Linked DNA regions of Mus musculus: region 2 is linked to region 1. The links are chromatin loops, found by intact Hi-C in ENCODE. Cell type or tissue: heart. All regions are shown on one strand.

What was found. A loop is a pair of places that touch in the nucleus more often than their neighbours do. Peaks named below come from ENCODE experiments on the same cell type or tissue, not always from the same donor. Only the 100,000 strongest peaks of a DNase experiment are listed, where the experiment ranks them.
Region 2: it touches region 1 in a loop (3-fold over the local background); 2 of 42 quality-filtered maps call a loop at or near these places.

What each region holds. Positions count from the first base shown.
Region 1 is chr15:6,623,764-6,628,763 of GRCm38, forward strand. All of the region lies in intron 2 of Fyb (FYN binding protein), which reads left to right. Gm2245 (predicted gene 2245) reads right to left here. Exons shown (of 7, transcript NR_155272.1): 3 at 2,622-2,721. Among named protein-coding and RNA genes, the nearest start is that of Gm2245, 28 kb to the right of the region's middle. In heart, a CTCF peak has its summit at 2,191 (motif pointing left); no DNase peak of the experiment used is centred here; H3K4me3 peaks cover 1,508 bases.
Region 2 is chr15:5,236,078-5,241,077 of GRCm38, forward strand. All of the region lies in intron 2 of Ptger4 (prostaglandin E receptor 4 (subtype EP4)), which reads right to left. Among named protein-coding and RNA genes, the nearest start is that of Ptger4, 5.6 kb to the right of the region's middle. In heart, no CTCF peak of the experiment used is centred here; DNase peaks (open chromatin) are centred at 654, 1,444 and 2,614.

The DNA of each region.
Region 1 (5,000 bases):
CTTGGAAAGAACAAAAGAGGCTGGGTGCTTTCCATTGCCTGGGCAATCTATACTTAGAGCACTGTAAAGTTAACTACGGTGTGCAGAAAGGGGGGAAGTGGGAAAGTTAAGGACCTCTAGGAGCTTAGTCGACTCTTCAAAACAGAAAACTCTAACAGTCTTAAAGTCCCCAACCATAAATTCCACAATGAGGAAATATCTAGATGCGAAATCTCCCCCGCTGAAGGGGAAGTTAGATAAATACATAGAGGAAATGAAAGCAAAATGAGCCTTAGTCATGCTCAAGAGTATGGAGGAAATGGCTGGGTTGGGTTTGAGGCAGAAAAGTAGAAGAGGCATGTGTTTCTAAGCCTCTTATCCCACCTTCAGAGCACCCTTGGGATGCTGTTCCCTCCCTACTCAGAATCCATTCACAAGTCACAACCTATTGGGCTTTTAAAATATTCACTGGGACTGGAGAGATGGCTCCTTGGTTAAGACTGCTCTTAACCAAGTCTCTTCCAGAAGTCCAGAGTTCAATTCCCAGCAACCACATTGTGGCTCACAATGTGATGGGATCTGATGTCCTCCTCTGATGTGCCTGAAGACAGCAACAGTGTACTCATACATTAAAAAAAAAAAAAAAGGTGTGTAAAATAGTCACTCAATAAACCTTCAAGTCACTCCTCTGTGTCTTTTCTATTGAACTTCCGGGAAGGCCATGCACAAAACAGAGATCTCTGCTTCTATATGAAGCAAGGGCAGGAGAAACAGGAACTGACAGACAGATGGAAGACACTGCGGTGGGCAGTAAGGGTCAAGTGCTGAGGGAGAAAACAGGAAAGGAAAACGTGAGGGGTGTTACAGGCAGCATAGCGTTACAGCTTTAAACAGAGATGCGAGGGAGCAAAGATGCAAGGGGATGTGGGCGTTGGGCATAAAGCTGTGGGGGAGGGGCTGCTCAAGGCAGAGAACAGAAAGGCTGGAGTCTAAGGAGGAGGCGGGCAGAATTACACTAACAGCAGCAAGAGACACAATGGGGAAAGAGCCCGCTGTTGTAAGGGCTCTGCGTGCTGTGACAGTCTGCGACTGTCACGGTAAGTGAGATGCGAACCCCGATGGTTGCAGCACAGCACCAAGGTTTTTTGACTTTTGTTTGATTAAGGCCACTTTAAGTAGATGGGCAAACGCGGAGGCAGCACCAGAACCATTTAGACGGTGCAGAAATGCAGGCAATCTACCAAAGCATTCTAGCCAAGATGGGCTGTCCTCTGCAGAGGCGGCAAGAAATGTCTGCACTGTGGATACATTTTGAAGGGAACAGTAGCAGAATTTGAATTTATTAATGAAACTCACAGTGAGGATCGTGTGTGGTCTTAGCAACTGGAAAGTGCCTGCCACAGGAGCATGAAGTTTGTGCCCATCACACATTTAAAAGCATGTATATGGAACCCCATTTCTGACGAAGTGGAGGGGTTACGGATATGGCAGAGGCAGGTAGAGTCCCGAGGCTCATGGTAGCTAAATCAAGGGCTCTGGATTCACTGAGAAATACAAAGTGTAACGTGATAAAGGAAGATTCCCCAACTTCAACTGCCGGTCTAGACATGCATGCACACACGTAGAAAGAAACTGGAAAGAGCCAATTCAGAGTCTGTTCAAGGTGTGAAGCAAAGACACGGAGTAACAACTAGGATGGGAAGAATTTTGGTTCGTTTCTGTTTCTGTATCTTGAGTCAGGATCTCATGTCACTATAACCTAGGCTGATATTAGGTAGCAAGGGTAGCATGGAGCTTATATGAAAATGACAACATGCTTATATATGGTGATAAGAAATAACCAGCAAAGGCAAAAACAATGCTGTAGGCTGGGAAGAATTTCTGGAACAGAGTCTGGCTCAGCCTCAGTGAGGGCTGGGCTAAATGACTGACAGGTTAGAGCTTCCTGGGTGCACAGTGGAATCTCCAACCAGGAAGTGGGGAGGGAATTTGGGGAGATGGGGACTTTGACCATGCAGAACCTGCTCAGCTTCTGAAGTTATTCTAGGGAATAATTTCTAATCATGTCCTTCAGATCGATTTATGTTTCAGTCTGAAAGGTTTGAAGGTAAATGGGAACCAGAAGTCACGAATCATTTCAAAAATCTTGAGTTTGTGGGAGGCATGTTACCGGTATTTTAAATTGCATTCTTTCGCCACCTAGTGGGCAGAAAGCAGGCCGCTCATTACATTTTCCTGTAGTCTGACCAAGTGAAATGAAATCGGAAGGGGGAGCTTTTTGTTGTTAATGTTCAAGTCCATGTCTTTGACTATAGCACATTTCTTAGGGCTGTTTTAGAAGGAATCAGAATTGTATCAGTATAACCCATCCTTCAGATGGAACCCTGGGTTGAGATTTTATATACAAAGCAAATTTTCTGGGTATTAATAGTAATAAGACAGGAAACGTGAGGTAATAAGAAATAATAATGAATGGGAAGTGACTAAGGTCAGAAAAGGAAGGGCCAAGCGTTCTCCCTGAAGTCACTCTAGTTAGGACCAGGGATTGTTTCAAACAAGAATGTACCAGTGTGATCTTGTAATCAACTACAAGTGCTTTGAATTTTCCAGAACTGGACACTTGGCACATCAGATAGCCTTACCTAATTCCATTTGGCAATATTTGGCTTAGGCCAGTCATCGTTTGGAAATTTCTCATAGGTGAAATATAGAAAGACGTGTTCCCAAGGGAGGGGTCCATTCCTGAAAAGGGCAGGTATAAAAATAACGATATGTGTCACTTAGATTTCTTCACAAAAAAAAAAAAAAAAATCAGCAGTAAAAGGTTAAAAGCTAAACTTTTTTTTAATTAGATATTTTCTTCATTTACATTTCAAATGCTATCCCAAAAGTCCCTCATACTCCCCCCCCCAATCCCCTACCCACCCACTCCCACTTCTTGGCCCTGGCGTTCCCCTGTACTGAGGCATATAAAGTTAAAGGCTAAACTTACAAAGAGTAAATAAGAGCATTAAAATAAAATTAAAAAAATATATAGTTTCACATCTTTAAATGTTAAGATATAGAGCCTTTGTTTATTTGTTTTTGGTTTTACCTTCCTGGGAATTGAACCAGGACCTCACAGGCACTAGGCAAGCACTCTGTCACTGAGCTGCAACCCCCACCCCACCCTAAGAGTGCTCCAAAATGACGGGCATAACATTAAATGAATTTCATTTGGTTCTTTAGGCTGCGCAGGAAACAAAGGGCTGTAGTGAGAAGCCGGCTTGCAGGGACTCATCTCCTCAGATAAGCTTCCTGCTCTTTCTCCTCCCTGCCCACTGCCTCCTCTTGGCTGCCTGTGGTCAGCTGTGGCTGGTTCCTTTCTTCTCTCTGTGAAACTCTTCTTTATGCCTTCCTGGAACACTGAGCAGTTGGTGGCAACTGGACTTGGATCTTTTCAGGACATTTGCATCTATTTCTTATCCTCATCTTGGTCCATTTTATTCTCCACTGTCATGGCCATTGGGGTCACTATTTCATACTTAATATTTTAATACTATAAACTTCATGAACTCAGACCTATATAAAATGGCATCACACTTTATATGGCATAATATTGAGTCTATGTATACAAGTAACATCTCCTTGGGTGAGAAACACTTTGACTGAATGTGCCAATGCCTTTTGTCTTATTACTATTATTTATTTATTATGTATCCAGGTGTTTTAGAAAGTAGTCGATGAGTCCAGTGGGGGATGATGATGGTGATGGTGATTACATCATTTTAAACAAATGGCAATAATTCATTTGGGTGATAAAAGTACCCCTAGTCTCTGTATCATTAGTTCATTAAAAATACAAACACACCCAGAACTAGCAAGACAGGAGTTACTCTAAAAGTATTTTCAAAATGATAACTTTTATAGTAAATTAGCAAAGTGACAATCTATTTTATCAAAGGTTTTGTGGTCTGGTTATAGATAGAGACTTTGTAGCCCTGTAGAGGTGGACTGATAACACCCGGAAGCAGCAAAGGGCAGGCTTTGGAACTGGGTAATAACCTCCCAGAAGAGGCACTTTTATGAAAAACTTGGGTCAGGGGTCTACAGCAGGGGGATGACATGAAAAAAGAATACAGGGCGAGCACCTGACTCCAATCTCCAGAATTTACAGAAAGATGGAAGGACGGACCCAACCCCAGAGCATGCTTCTTCTGACCTCTACTCATGTGTCCGTGCGCGCACGCGCACGCGCACACGCGCGCACACACACCCTAGTAACAGTTCTTTATTTTTATTTATTTTATTTTATTTCATTTTATTTTAGAGATGGAATTAACCCAGTAAACCCCCCCCCCCCCCAGCTAAGCATGGAGAAAGAGAGTGTCCGAGACAGAGTGAGGATTCTGTAAAAGCAAAGCAGTGGAAGAACAGAGTTCATTACTCAGCCCTGCGCCCTGCTCACCGTGAAAAGGACATTCATTGGTTGAATGTCAGTGTATTTTATGTCCAGAGTATTTACGTTCTCAGTAAAATGCTATTCCTTAAAGCTAAGGTGAAGGACTTATGTTAAGAGATAGGTTATTTCTCTGCCAGTGAAATGAGCCAACTCAAGCCAGATTAGAATATATTGAAGTCAGGTTTATTGGGGAGCTGCTCTTGGATGAGTTCACTAACCCCAAAGACCAGGCCAGGGAAGTCACTATGAGTGTGTGTGTGTGTGGGGGGGGGGGGGGGGGGGGAGAAAGTGTGTGTGCCCGAAGAGAGAAAGAGAAAGAGAAATGAGGGAGAGAGATCAAAATGTCTGGATTATATAGGCAGGAGCCTTTTGGGGGAAGGGCAGCTCAACCCCTAGGCTGGAAAGTTCAGGGATGGGAGCAGGGTGTGCCAGGTATGGACTGAGGGATGCTGGGAGAACCTTAAGTCCAGATCTGCTTTGATATGTAAAGTAAGCACTTCATTCCCCCAGCTCAGAAACCAAACATTACTTAATTTCCATTGTAAAACTTGTTCTTCCTTGTCCACACCTAGCAATCTTA
Region 2 (5,000 bases), 1.4 Mb before region 1:
CGTTTGTAACAAGACTTGATGTTTTCACTGTCATGGTGTTTGGTGTAATAACTAATGATTCATGCTATATTGCTTACCAGAAAAGGGCATGGATATGTTAAGAAAAATAGCAATTTGGGTAAAAGCTTTAAAAAATTAAAGATATATTTTTAAATTAATTTGTAAAATTCAATTTATATGCAACTTATTTCTTGATGATCTGAGCCAATGATACAACTCTATGTCTGTTTCTTCATTGATCCCATTTAGGCAAATGCCCAAGAGTCCTTGCACGTCCCCAGTGTTCTTAGTAGTCATTGTTTTTCCCCACTGGTTTTGGAAATATATTGGTTGTAAAACTTGTAAAAACCTAACCTAAATTTCTATCGGTTCCGATATGTTGTTAGCAGCTACTCTTCTAGGAGCCACGGAATTGTGAACTCTAAAGATTTTGGAGAAAGGATTATCAACCGCAAGTCTTGTAGAATAAAAGAGTCAAATGGACTTCAGATGAAATTCATCTTGTTCTCTTGAGGGCAGATCAGTAAAAATGATGGAAATTAAACAGCAGGGGATGTTTCTAAAGATGAAAGAAGTGTTGGGTAGGAACGGGCTGGTAGCCCTGTCGGTGGCAGGGTTTGTGTGAAACGGACACGCTAATCAGCCTCCAGAGGGCAGTGTTGCCTCACTCTGGAGCGGCTAGTGCTGTCTCTCCTGGGACAGGTTTTGTTTTGTTTTGTTTTGTTTTGCTTTGTTTTGTGAAAGAAGCTTTTAAAACAGAATCTTGGTTAAGTTTGGACTTTGAATGATATATCTTAACATGTTTTTATACTGGTTGCTTCTCCACCAAAACCTCAAAGGAAACACGGTTTACCTCTGAAAAGAGGAAATTTCTGAACGGTTAAAACAAAAAGCTGTAGTTACTTAAAGGAACGCATGAAGAATTCACATTTTGTTTTTAAATTAAGTCAATGTTGTAAAAAAAATGAATGATGTATTGTTTCATTTTATCTTCAGCCATAATTAAATTTGACAGCTATAAAAGGGAATGAAAACAAGGCATACACACACACACACACATATGTGTATATATGTATGTATATATATACACATATATGTATATGTATATATATGTTGTAATGTCTTTCAGTAAATGAGAGCTCATAGGGGTAGCATATGGATGGGTATAGAGTATAGCATTCTGGGCTAGGATACGATTCAGTGGCCTAGCATGCATGAACCCTGAAGCTTAATTCCCAAAAGTGCAGAATAAATTCAATAAATAATTCCAAATTCACATAAAAATTTCTCAAAAGCCCAGTTGTGGAAGCACGTGTTGCTGATCAAACAGAACCTTTGAGTCAGAGGGGGCGGGAGGAAACTTCTAAAAACCTTGCTGAATACAAATGAAGCTGCTTCCTTCCACTTCAGACCACGAGCGGCTGCAGGCCTTGAGACTGTCACTTGTGCCTCATATTGGCAGCGATTCAACAGTTCCGAACATCTTAAGACTGATCAGACAGTAAGCCCAGGAGCACTGAAATAGCACTTGGAGGGGCTCCAATAAAGTGAGAGGTATGGCTTCAGGAAAGTTGATGGGAGGGTGTATGGTAATGTGGTAGAGAGGCCTGACTGGACAAACCTCTCCATCGTTAGGCTGTGATGTGTAGGTGTTTATCATTTATACTTAAGTGGTTTGGATCTTTTTGTTGTTATTGTTGTTGTTGTTTCGAGACAGGGCTTCTCTATGTACCCCTGGCTGGCCTGGAACCCACAGAGCTTTCCCTGCCTCTATCTCAGGAGTGCTGGTCTTAAAGGTGTGAGCCACCACTCTGAGCTGTGCATACATTCTTACAGTGCTTGGAACAACACCTAGGACCAGCGTGTATTTCATCACCTTACTATTTTCTTATTAACCCACGTGTGGAAACCTGGCCCCTGCAGACTACACGGATAACTGCAGGTAAAACACAGCTTCGGGGTACAGCTGATGGCTGGCATTCAAAACATACTTAAGAATAACCTGTTCGAAGGGAATGTTGACTTGCATTGTTGAACTCTTGACTAGACTAATGTAATAATTGATTGTCTGAATTGAAACGCCGTCTAGTTAACGGCAGGCTCTGTCACTGGATTTGAGCATAGGGCTACTTGTTCTGTTCCAAGCACAGGAAAGGAATTATCTCTGTGTGCTCTGTTATCTCGTTGCCTTGTGAAGAGCCTAGAATTGACACAGCTGTTACTAGAAGTCCTCACCACACCCCTGGAAAACAAATGGCCAAGGAAAATGCCCTTAACTGAGTGGTGGTATGAGACTGTATTTCTTGTTACTTCTAGGCTACTAACGGGTCATTCATTGCATGCCAGTCGCCTAATCCCTACTGGTTAATATCTACATTGTGAATCTATTTTAAAAGTTGTTTTGCATTCCTAATTCACAGCTTTCACATTTCAGCTCTAAGGGAGACAATGTCCTGTTATAGATGTTCAATAAAAGCAAAGCTTGAGATGTCAGTAAAGATGATGAGAAGAACTGAAGAAAGATTCATTCCCAGCCATCCAGTTAGACACAGTTCTTCATCTGCAGCTGGGGAAACAGAGGCGTGGAGTGGGTAGGGACATGAGCCACTGAGCTGATTCCAACAAGCTGCTGGGTTTGGCAAAACCCTGTTTTTCTGTACTGCTCTGCAGTCCTCCCAGGGCTCCTAAAGGCCTTCCGTTTCACATTATGACTCAAACATTGCTTCTAGGAAGCGCAGTTCTTTTAAAACTTGGTTGCATTTTTTTTTTTTTTTTAGAAAAGTGATCCATCTCATTGGTTTTGCTACAGTGGCATCTAAATTAATCACCTCCCTTTTACCTGTGCATTTTCACTCATGCGATCATTTAATGAGTCCACTTCCAGTTTGCCTCCTACAAAAAGTGTCCCTGTTTACAGTTTTCATCTGCTTTTATAAGCTGCTGGGGATGCCTTGATAGACTTTCCAGTAAGCAACCAGAGAAACGCAGGAAACTCTTTCCCTAAGGATGAAAATTTTACCTGACTGAGGTGGAAGATTAATTAATTTGCCATACTACTGGTAGCTCCAAGTAAGAAGAAAAATAAAAAAATAAAAAATAAACAAGCAATAAATATGTCCCTGGCTCCCTGCTTGTGGAAGAAAATACCTTTCCAAATCTGACAGTCTAGTTCTTTAGCCCCGAGGCAAAAGATCTGATTATAACTGTTGTCTCAACATTAGTATTACAACCGCAAAAATAAGTACCAGGAATTGATCTAGCTGCCGTACTTAATATGGTGACCTTAGGGGTTTCCATTGATTATATTGATTGATTCTAAAGAATGCAAGATATTTATCTTAAGCATGAGCTTTCACTTCTTCAGCATCTCCTGAATCCAACAGCAGCAGCCACCCAACCCCAGAGCAGTTATCAACCGCAGAAAGGACACAAAGACAAGCAACCCGCCTCCACCCAGCATTGTTTGTGCGATGGTGTGTGCTTCCACTGTCTCTAGTCCTTGGTTATTACCCACGTGGAGAAGTTTGCAGACTGGGCCCATTCATCATATCCACAGTGCAGTTCTCAGTCTTTCTCAGTTCTAGCTTTCAAGCTGGGCTCTGTTTTGCAGAACAAATTAAAGTTCACCTTCCAGACTAAATTATCAACCTTTTGGTAAGACCTCATCTAGCCTCTTCCTCCCACAGGTCCAAAAGACAGACACTGGCGTATTTTTCAGTGGCCGCCTGTCCTCCCTCTGCCTTGTATGTAGCTCTCTGAAAGTCCAAGTCAGCTATAGTTGCTCTGCCAAGTAGCCTTCCTAAAGCATTGGAAACGACCTGGACACTTTCCCTCCCGTCCAATGGTATGAGAACTCAGTTTCAGTCCATAATGTTAAAGCAGATGCTTTGCCAGTTCCCTCTGAACTGAAAGCATGTACGCCCAACTGCTTTAACTGTCAGAGAGCTTGCAAAGCTTTAATCTCGAGTATTCCCAGAATATGGGGGCGGGGCTGTAAAAACAGCCAAGAAAAGACTGTAACTCTGACAGTTTCTTTTGGTCCTTTTAGCAAGCTTTGCATTGTGGGTGACCACACTGGGTTCCATAGTGCCTTATCACTTGTCACAATTGGTCTTTATTTAAACTGCCTCTGAGAGAGGAGATTTTTGTAGCCCAAACTCAAGGGTAAACCGGAAGCTACTCTTTTATTTGATTACTTATTTCTCACGAAAGCAAGGAGCATTCTGACCAGCGTGCTCACCCCTTAGCTGAGTCCGTTTCAGCTCTCAGAGAGAGATTATAACTTAACATCCTCTACCCAGGGCTGACTTTCCACAGCAGTTTTCATTAGCTAAAATGTGATCCACATGCCAGCTGTGAATACAGTTCTGGATCCTCTCTCACGCTGCAGGCTTTGTCATAAAGGGCTCTGAACCCGAGGGCCAGGTTAGCCCATTGTATTGGTTTCGTGTGCCTCTCCAGAAGACAACGGAGACTACTTTATTGGTAGCTTCATGTGAATTGTAGAGTCACATGTTCACTTCTAAGCATAACATCTAGGGAGCCTGTGCACCGTTACTAATGGCCTAGCTCCGATTCCTCAGTTCTGTGAAGTGGATGTCCTGTAAATAACAGCTACTTACTTTGTCATTTACTGTCCCATAAAATAGAAAGCAGAGACTAGAGGCCTCAGCTCTTCCCTTCCAGATCTCCCTTTATTTTAAGTTGCCATTACAGACAGTAAAATATATTTATGCGGTTCGAGTGTAACTTAACCCTGTAAATTGCATTAGGTTCTGAGATGGCTTAAAGGCCCTTCTGGCCAGTCATATTTACGTCTGTTTACACACATTGGCAAGGAGCTACTGTATGCTGGCTCTCAGACACCGCTAAGTTTTCTTCCATTTACAGTCACTTTTGTAAGAGATAGAAATATGTCTAAATCAGAGATAGCTGGTAGTATTCATAAGAGATAGAAAAGAGTAGTAGCCCATTACATGTACTTCTACTTGCTCCCAGTG